Regions from separate parts of the Homo sapiens genome. Here region 2 is linked to region 1. Evidence: chromatin loops called from intact Hi-C (ENCODE). Cell type or tissue: Calu3. All regions are shown on one strand. Links, peaks and the distances in the headings refer to the core of each region. The heading gives the core; the rest is flanking DNA.

Evidence for each region. Hi-C counts contacts between places; a loop is a spot of excess contacts. Peaks named below come from ENCODE experiments on the same cell type or tissue, not always from the same donor. Only the 100,000 strongest peaks of a DNase experiment are listed, where the experiment ranks them.
Region 2: a loop joins it to region 1, with 4 times the contacts of the local background. A loop is called at or near these places in 1 of 110 quality-filtered maps.

What each region holds. Positions count from the first base shown.
Region 1 is chr1:81,680,533-81,684,936 of GRCh38, forward strand. It overlaps a transcript of ADGRL2 not described here. Among named protein-coding and RNA genes, the nearest start is that of ADGRL2, 120 kb to the right of the region's middle. RefSeq lists an enhancer at 1,749-2,317. In Calu3, for the core only: no CTCF peak of the experiment used is centred there; DNase peaks (open chromatin) are centred at 1,189 and 2,059.
Region 2 is chr1:81,729,023-81,733,426 of GRCh38, forward strand. It overlaps a transcript of ADGRL2 not described here. Among named protein-coding and RNA genes, the nearest start is that of ADGRL2, 70 kb to the right of the region's middle. In Calu3, for the core only: no CTCF peak of the experiment used is centred there; no DNase peak of the experiment used is centred there.

The DNA of each region.
Region 1 (4,404 bases), core at 118-4,117:
TGATCTCATCAGACCGATAATTAATAATCGTGAATTAGGCTAATGAAATCAGATGGGGTAATGAAAGGCAGCCTTCTTCTACTTGTTAGCATTGCTGTTTTCTCCATTATTTAATCTCTAACAGAAATTGACTTTGCCGCTCGAGATCCAATTCAGCCTATTTGACTTTCAGAAAAAAAATTTTTTTTAAATTGTATCAGAGCCTTAAAGAAGGGGCAAGTATGAAAATATTAAGAATCTATACAATGACACCTGCAATGTTGGGAACATAGATCAACTCAGAACAACTGCATGCATTTCCTGCTCCTTGATAAAACTAAAGAAATTACAAGTAAAGGAAGTGATGAAAAGGAATTTTTTTCAAGGCTGGGATTTTTAAAAGGCAGAGATCCTCCATCCCCCAATGGCAGCTTCTTGAATTTTTTGACACACATAGTTTACTAAATAATTAAACTATAATACATCTTCCCTCCAAGGATAAGCACTATAGTAAGACCTAGGAAAGTAATGAGGATCAAGAATGAGCCCTTTGGCCTATAGAACAGAGCTGTGAAGACTTGACCTGGAAATGAAGCAGAGAGACTGCTTGCTCTGGTAAGAATTCACCAGCTGCCTCTATATCTTAAATCTGTAAGAGAAAGGTGGATGTGAGTCTGATGTAATTTGGTTCCTATTTGAGTCTTTACCAAAGAAAGCTTGAGAACCTGCAGAAGGGATGGAGGGCAAAGGAAGCATGTGCTTCTCATTCTTCTTGCCAGTAAGCAGCATGTGGATAAGGGGAGCCTCCATGTGAACTGGAACTGTTTGGGACCCATTCCAGTGACTTCACATGTTCTCCTGTCTTCTGTTTGAAAGCCAGTGCCAAAGAAGAGACAGGAAGAATGCATGTGTGAGTAAAGGGTTAAACTCAGCAATATGTGTGGATAAAGTCCCGGTGTATTTCCTATCGGATGTATCAGATCTATTTTGAGGTTACTTATCAGTTGGTTATTGTGCTAATAATTGACATTAAAATTAATACTACAGTTTGGGAACTAGGCAAAGAGCTAACAAGTTTGCTTTTACACAGAGCTTTCCAAAAGCAATCTGTGTAACTTGTTTCTGGAATGCAGCTGTGTAAGTTTTCATTAACATCTTGCAGGTGGAGCCTAATTTTAGTTCAGCCTTGAGAAGGGGGAATTGTTTTCCTCACCATATGCATAGCACCGCAACAGCAGCAAAGCAGGTGGGGCTTTGCCAAGCACTTGTTTACTTTCTTGTTTTTTTATAAAATGGATGATTCATATCGTTAATCATGCAGTTTCTATTTGATTTTAACACGTCTTTAACAGAATAGTCTGGAGTACATTTGACCTACAGTTACTTGAATGTGAAACAAAAGCAATGAAATGGAAAATGATAAGAAAATGAGCAATGAATCCTAAATATAGTGGGGAGAAGCCAGTGAATGAAGTAAAATTTAGAAATACATCTGTTTGGCTACAAAAGCATTTTAAAAAGCAACCTTCCAGATTTTGGTTTGGCAATTTGAAGTTGGCTCAGTTAGAAAGTTCCATATATATACATATATATGTGTGTGTGTGTGTGTGTGTGTGTGTGTATTTTTCTTTTTCTTTGCCATTGCAAGAAGGAAAGTATTACAGGAAGGAAGCTGTTGCTGGAAAGAGAGGAGATGAGGGGTCAGAAAAGACAACTGAGATGCATACACATTGTTTTCTCATGCAAGTTCTTCCCTGGCCTTTGAATCTCAGGGAATGGCTGGTAATCGGCTTAAATTTTAGGACTGAGGAAAAAAATATTGTTAAGAATCAGAGAGTGATTAATGACAGTAATTTCTTTTTTCATTTGTTTAGGAACTATCTTAAGATTGACGTTAAGCTTCAAAGGCACAAACTCCATACCTCTACTATGTTTCATATGCTTCACTGCAGTGAACCTACTGTGTGTGTCTCTTTGGATGTGAGGCTAGTGTGGTCTGGCCATAACGTGGCTGCATGTCATCTGGCTTAAACAAGCGCCTTTGAATTCTTCTACCCTGTGGTGTGTGCATGAAAATTCCATTACCTCCACAGAGAGGGGGCAGCTCCATGTGCATATTTGTTTCTTTCAATTCAGTCTCTTGGAATGGATGGAATGTGTGATAACGCTATATAGGAGTCTATTGTTCTGAACCTTAAAATAAACCTTTTCTTAAAAGCCCTCTTCTGGACCTTGAAGGTCACCATTCAAGGGCTTTGCCTTTATGGAAGTTCTTAACCTGGTATACAGGTTTGTCCATGAAAGTGCTTTAGAATGTTCGTGAAAAAGGGTTGTTTTGGGCCGGGCGCAGTGGCTCACGCCTGTAATCCCAGCACTTTGGGAGGCCGAGGCGGGTGGATCACCTGAGGTCAGGTGCTCGAGACCAGCCTGGCCAAAATGGTGAAACCCCTGTCTCTACTAAAAATACAAAGATTAGCTGGGCATGGTGGCAGGCACCTGTAATCCCAGCTACTCAGGAGGCTGAGGTAGGAGAATCGTCTGAACCAGGGTGAAGGAGGTTGCACTAAGCTGAGATAGTGCCACTGCACTGCAGCCTGGGTGACAGAATGAGACTCTATCTCAAAAATAAAAAGTAAATAAAGAAAAGAAAATGGGTTTTGTTTTCTGAATAGACATGAATGTGCATATTTCTCAGAAAAGAGTCCATAGCTGTCTTTGGATTTCTAGAAGTATTTTTAAACCCCAAAATATTAAGCACCATTGCCTTATACAGAATGTTTTCAAATACTATTTTTTTTCCATAAGTTATTGGGGTACAGGTGATATTTGGTTTCATGAGTAAGTTCTTTAGTGGTGATTTGTGAGATTTTGGTGCATCCATCAACCGAGCAGTATACACTGCACCATATTTGTAGTCTTTTATCCCTTGCCTCCCTCCCACTCTTCCCCCCAAATCTCCAAAGTCCATCATCATTGTTATGCCTTTGCGTCCTCATAGCTTAGCTCCCACACATCAGTGAGAACATACGATGTTTGATTTTCCATTCCTGAGTTACTTCACTTAGGATAATAGTCTCCAATCTCATCCAGGTCACTGCAAATACTGTTAATTAATTCCTTTTATGGCTGCGTAGTATTCCATTATGTGTGTGTGTGTGTGTATGTATGTACGTATGTATATATATATATCACAGTTTCTTTATCCATTCATTGACCGATGGGCATTGGGGTTGGTTCCACGTTTTGCAATTGTGAATTGTGCTGCTATAAACACGCTTGTGCAAGTGTCTTTTTTGAATAATGAGTTCTTTTTTTTTTCTTTTGAGATGGAGTCTCGCTCTGTCACCCAGGCTGGAGTGCAGTGGCGCAATCTCGGCTCGCTGCAACCTCCGCCTCCCAAGTTCAAGCGATTCTCCTGCCTCAGCCTCCTGAGTAGCTTGGATTACAGGCGCACGCCACCATGCCCGGCTCATTTTTTTATTTTTAGTAGAGATGAGGTTTCACCATGTTGGTCAGGCTGGTCTCGAACTCCTGACCTCGTGATCCGCCTGCCTCAGCCTCCCGAAGTGCTGGGATTACAGGCGTGAGCCACTGCGCCCGGCCAAATAATGACTTCTTTTCCTCTGGGTAGATACCCAGTAGTGGGATTGCTGAATCAAATGGTAGTTCTACTTTCAGTTCTTTAAGGAATCTCCACTCTGTTTTCCACAGTGGCTGTACTAGTTTACATTCCCACCAGCAGTGTAGAAGTGTTCCCTGATCACCGTATCCACATCAACATCTACTGTTTTTTAATTTTTTTATTATGGCCATTCTTGTGGGAGTAAGGTGGTATCACATTGTGGTTTTGATTTGCATTTCCCTGATTATTAGTGATGTTGAGCGTTTTTTCTATGTTTGTTCACCGTTTGTATATCTTCTTTTGAGAATTGTCTATTCATGTCCTTAGCCTGCTTTTTGATGGGATGGTTTGTTTTTCTCTTACTGACTTGTTTGAGTTCATTGTAGATTCTGGATATTAGTCATTTGTCAGACATATAGATCGTGAAGATTTTCTCCCACTCTGTGGGTTGTCTGTTTACTCTGTCAACTGTTCCTTTTGCCATGCAAAAGCTCTTTCGTTGAATTAGGTCCCAGCTATTTAGCTTTCTTTATTGCATTTGCTTTTGAGTTCTTGGTCATTAAATCCTTGCCTAAGCTAATGTCTAGAAGGGTTTTCCCAATGTTACCTTCTAGAATTTTTATAGTTTCAGGTCTTAGGTTTAAGTCTTCAATCCATCTTGAGTTGATATTTGTATAAGGTAAGAGATGAGGATCCAGTTTCATTCTCCTACATGTGGCTAGCCAATTATAATCCCAGCACCATTTGTTGAAAAGGGTGTCCTTTCTCCCATTTTATGTTTTTGTTTGCTTTGTTGAAGATCA
Region 2 (4,404 bases), core at 96-4,095, 48 kb after region 1:
CAAAAGGCATATGTCACAATGTGCCTGCACTTGTTAGATGCTAGGATACAAATATAGGAAGAATTATTATATAATATTTATTATATTATTATATAATAATTTATTAATCTAACTTGAGTATACAATTTAAATAATCTTCCAGCCATCATTTAAAAGTCTTTTATGATAATCAGCAGTTTCTAAAAATCTAGTTTTAATTCTATTGCTAAGCTTCGCTGTATTTATTTTTCAACTTAAGTGTTTTGCCATTTGTCCCTGTCAGAGATCTTTGATTCCACAAAAACAATTTTCTAAAGTTTATTTTTTGTTCTACTAAGTATGGGTTCTTATTTCTAGTTATTTTTAACTGAGCTGCTGTATCTTGCAATTTTAGTACTTTCTTGCAGTACTGTTTTTCTCAAAATTACCTGACTTTGCAAAATTAAATAAATGAAAAGAACTACCTCTTGCAATGCCACATTTCAAGCATTTTTGAGATAACCCAACTGTGCTGTCTATACTAAGCAAAATGATTCATTGAAACTAGTGATTTAATGATGTACATATTTTTTCCATCTTTTTCATTTTCTTTGCATTTCATAATTTTATATTTTCCCCCTTCAATTCCATTGCAATTCAAGTCTATTATGGAATGAATTAAATCATTTTCTATTTCTCATTTAACTGATTTCTGACAGTTAATCTTTCCAGTTGTAACTAGGGTGATTTTTGAGGAAAAAGAAAATAAATTACATTTAAGTTACACGTATGAACAATAAACTATTTAAATCAAGCCATCTCCATCATTAATATCATTCTGGCCATATACTCTGGGTCTTGCAATATATGACACATGGCTAAATTTACGGGATTGGTCATCTTGCAGTTTCATTACTTCTCCTATTCAGATATATCCTCAAATTGTGGCAATATGCATGACATGACAGCCTTCCTTAATGACTGATAGAGATAGTTTCACCATGGTTCAGACCACTGTGATGAGCATCAATCACTAAGACAGACAAAGATGTCAAAGCTGCTAAGATGCTCTTTAATCCAGTGATCCTAGGAAGGCACAACTGTCAGCACAGATCTAAGCAATTGTCTAGCTCGGTGGTCCCTAACTTCTTTCAGTTAGAAAACCTGTGTTATACCAGAAAACATCCTTGAAGAATTCCACTTTTATTAAACACATATACAATGGCCAACACCAGGCACATTGTAACAAATACCATTTTAGATGTTTTACATATTGCCTTAACCCTTTTTACCCCTTTTCTCTGAAAATTGCTCCCATTCCTATAGAGGTGGCCACTTGTCCTATATTTGAGGTTAGAAATCTTTGGAAATAAAATTTAAATTTACTAATTATAATAACACATTTATTCAAAGAAATAAGTGTAAAGCATGCTATTTATTCAGTCAACAGATAGTGCTTAGTGCAGGGCCGGGCACAGTGGCTTATGCCTGTAATCTCTAGGGAGGCCGAGGTGAGTGGATCACTTGAGGTCAGGAGTTCGCGACCAGCCTAGCCAACATGGTGAAACCCCATCTCTACTAAAATTACAAAACTTAGCCGGGTGTGGTGGTACATGCTTATAATCCCAGCTACTTAGGAGGCTGAGGCACGAGAATTGCTTGAACCTGGGAGGCAGAAGCTGCAGTGAACCGAGATTGTGCCACTGCACTCCAGCCTGGGCGGCAGAGTGAGACTCCATCTCAAAAAGAAAAAAAAAAAATAGTCCTCAGTGCTTCAAACAAGTAGAGAACCACTGATCCAGAAAATATACTTGTTATAAAATTCACTCTTACCTTAATAATTCAGATAATTGAAGAAGTTTTTTGTTGTTTCATTCTTTACTTAACATTATTGATCAACCTGATTATCTACTTTAGCTAATATACACAGACAAAACCTGTAATTTTATAGGATGCCATGTCTAAGGTATCACAATTACCCTCCCATGATTCAGATATGGTAAAATTATGAATATATTTCTCTGAGGTGCAGTAAAATAGTTTATTTATTACTTCCTCAACATCTCACTCACAGGTGGTTACATTTTGAAAGATTATTAACTAGGCTGTGTAGGCAAGCACAATAATTTGACGTCAGGAAGCCATTGTCTGAGCTAGCCTCCCTCCTGCTAGGGTCTAAGGATATTATTTACAGAAATGAACCAGTGTATTATGTTTAATACATTCTTAGAACATTTGTGCATATACTATGTTAGGTTTTCCTATTTTAAGTGTTTCTATGTTACTTGAGTTCATTAAAATTTTTTTCCCACCTACTTTTTTTCCCCTTAATTCCATTAGGCTTTTTAAATTCCTACACTGGCTTTCTAATCTATCAATTTTGTACTTACCTATACCAAATGAGAACTCTCACCTTCTTCAAAATCTGATTCAAAACTGATTTCCTTCAAGAACTTTTCAGAATAAATGCCATGACTTTGCACTTCCTCTAGAGACTCCCTAAGATTTCAAATGTTCTATCATCTTTTTTTTTTGCAGCATATATATCATGCTTATTATATATTCAGTTTGAACTGCTTTATGCTTTGCAAATTTTCTTTTTTGGTAATTGCAGTTACTTCCGTATTTCACAGATGTGTGTATGTGCTTGCTGCTCTCTACGTCTTGATAATGCTTTGCTTCAGCCTGATGCAACATGGCCTGTTTGTTTTTTTAAATTTTGCCAGACAGTGTTCAGTACCATTTATCACTGTTGACTAAGCAACTAACAAATTCTTCCCAAAGAAGAGTGGCAGTGCACTTTGCGGTTTGTTAATTCATTAATTTACCCATTAAAGATTATTGATTGATCAACTCCTGTGCTCCTGGCACTGTGCTAAGCACTTGAGATACATCAGAAAAAGAGAGAGACTCAGCTATAGGGTTGATAATCTGGACCAAGACAATCTGTTCAAGGCACTTGACCCATTATGCTATCCAAACATTGTTCCAATGCTCTCGCTATCCACAGAGACTAGAGTATCACTAGTCCCTGTCCCTTTTTCTTTTCTCTGTAACCTACTTATTGCTGTTAACACAGTCAAGGGACAGGTAGATAACTGTGAGAAATCCATATATTTTCAAAGGGAAGTGAGTAGTGATCACATATTCATTATCTTGACCTTGGAGCAGGTCAGAGTAGACACAGAAGAAAGGAATGTTACCTGCTGCCAACTATTGTTAAGAGAGTACAATGTGAGATCCACCCCTAGTGCACTAGTTGATGTATTGCTGTAAAATCTCTAGGTATTCCAGCTGTAAGAAATACATCAGCTACATATCTCAACAATAAATATATTTGAAATTATACTTGTCAGAGAAAAGCTTGAGAGAACTACATATGCTTTTTAAACTCTATTGTTCTTCCTTTATGTCTTAGAGTTTACCAATATCATTATTAATATTTACTGTTAATTGCTTATGTATATTATTTAATGCCAGCACAGCCTTACAGAGGTACTGTTTTAAATGACAAAGATAATGATTACTGAAATGGTGATTAAACATACACTATAAGCCTAGCACCTTCATAAAAATCTCAGAGCTCTTTACAAAAGCAATAAAACAACAAACTGAAATAGCAGCTGTGAAAATCATAAACTAGTTTAAGAAGATAACACTTAGGAGTTTAAGGGTTTTTTGAAGCCCATAAATAAAAAGATGCAAAGTTTCATGCTCATGAAAACTAGCTTTTAGAATTTGCCAGTGGAGGATAGTAGACTAAGTGACCTAACATTTGTCTTCAAATCACAATGGCTATGTTGAAATGGATGGAATACCATATATATGTCTTAAGACTTTTATTTGATTTTCCTAGGCAGAATTGTCAATTGACCAATTTTTTTACATTTAACTTTAAAAAAAAGAAAGACCATAACAAAACAAGCTTATGATAAGGGTTTTTATTTTGAAGAAATTTCAAATACTCTTAATCTAAATCCTCTATGCCTTCTATGTTTTACGATATCCATAATATTCACTATGATGATCTGAGATACTGTAGAATTGCATTTATCAAGCTACTTGACTATATTCACTATAATTTACTTACTTCAGCAAGACAATCAAACAAAAGTTTGCTGCAAAAGGTGATACTGGCTGATGCATGAGGTAGTATCTGAGCTCCCTTGACATTGTAAGGTCACTGCAACCAAGGGTTCATTACCACATTGTGAAGAGTCAGCTTCAATGTATAAGCTGCTGTCCAGAGAAACCTAAAGAAACTAAAGAAAGCAGACCAATCATTAATTGTATGTGTCGTATTAGTTTGCTAGGGCTACCATAACAAAATACTATAGACTGGGTGGCTTAAGCCACAGAAATCTCTCACGGTTCTGGAGGCTAGAAGTCTGAGACCAAGGTGCTGGCAAGGTTGGTTTCTTCTGAGCCCTTTCTTCTTGGCTTGCA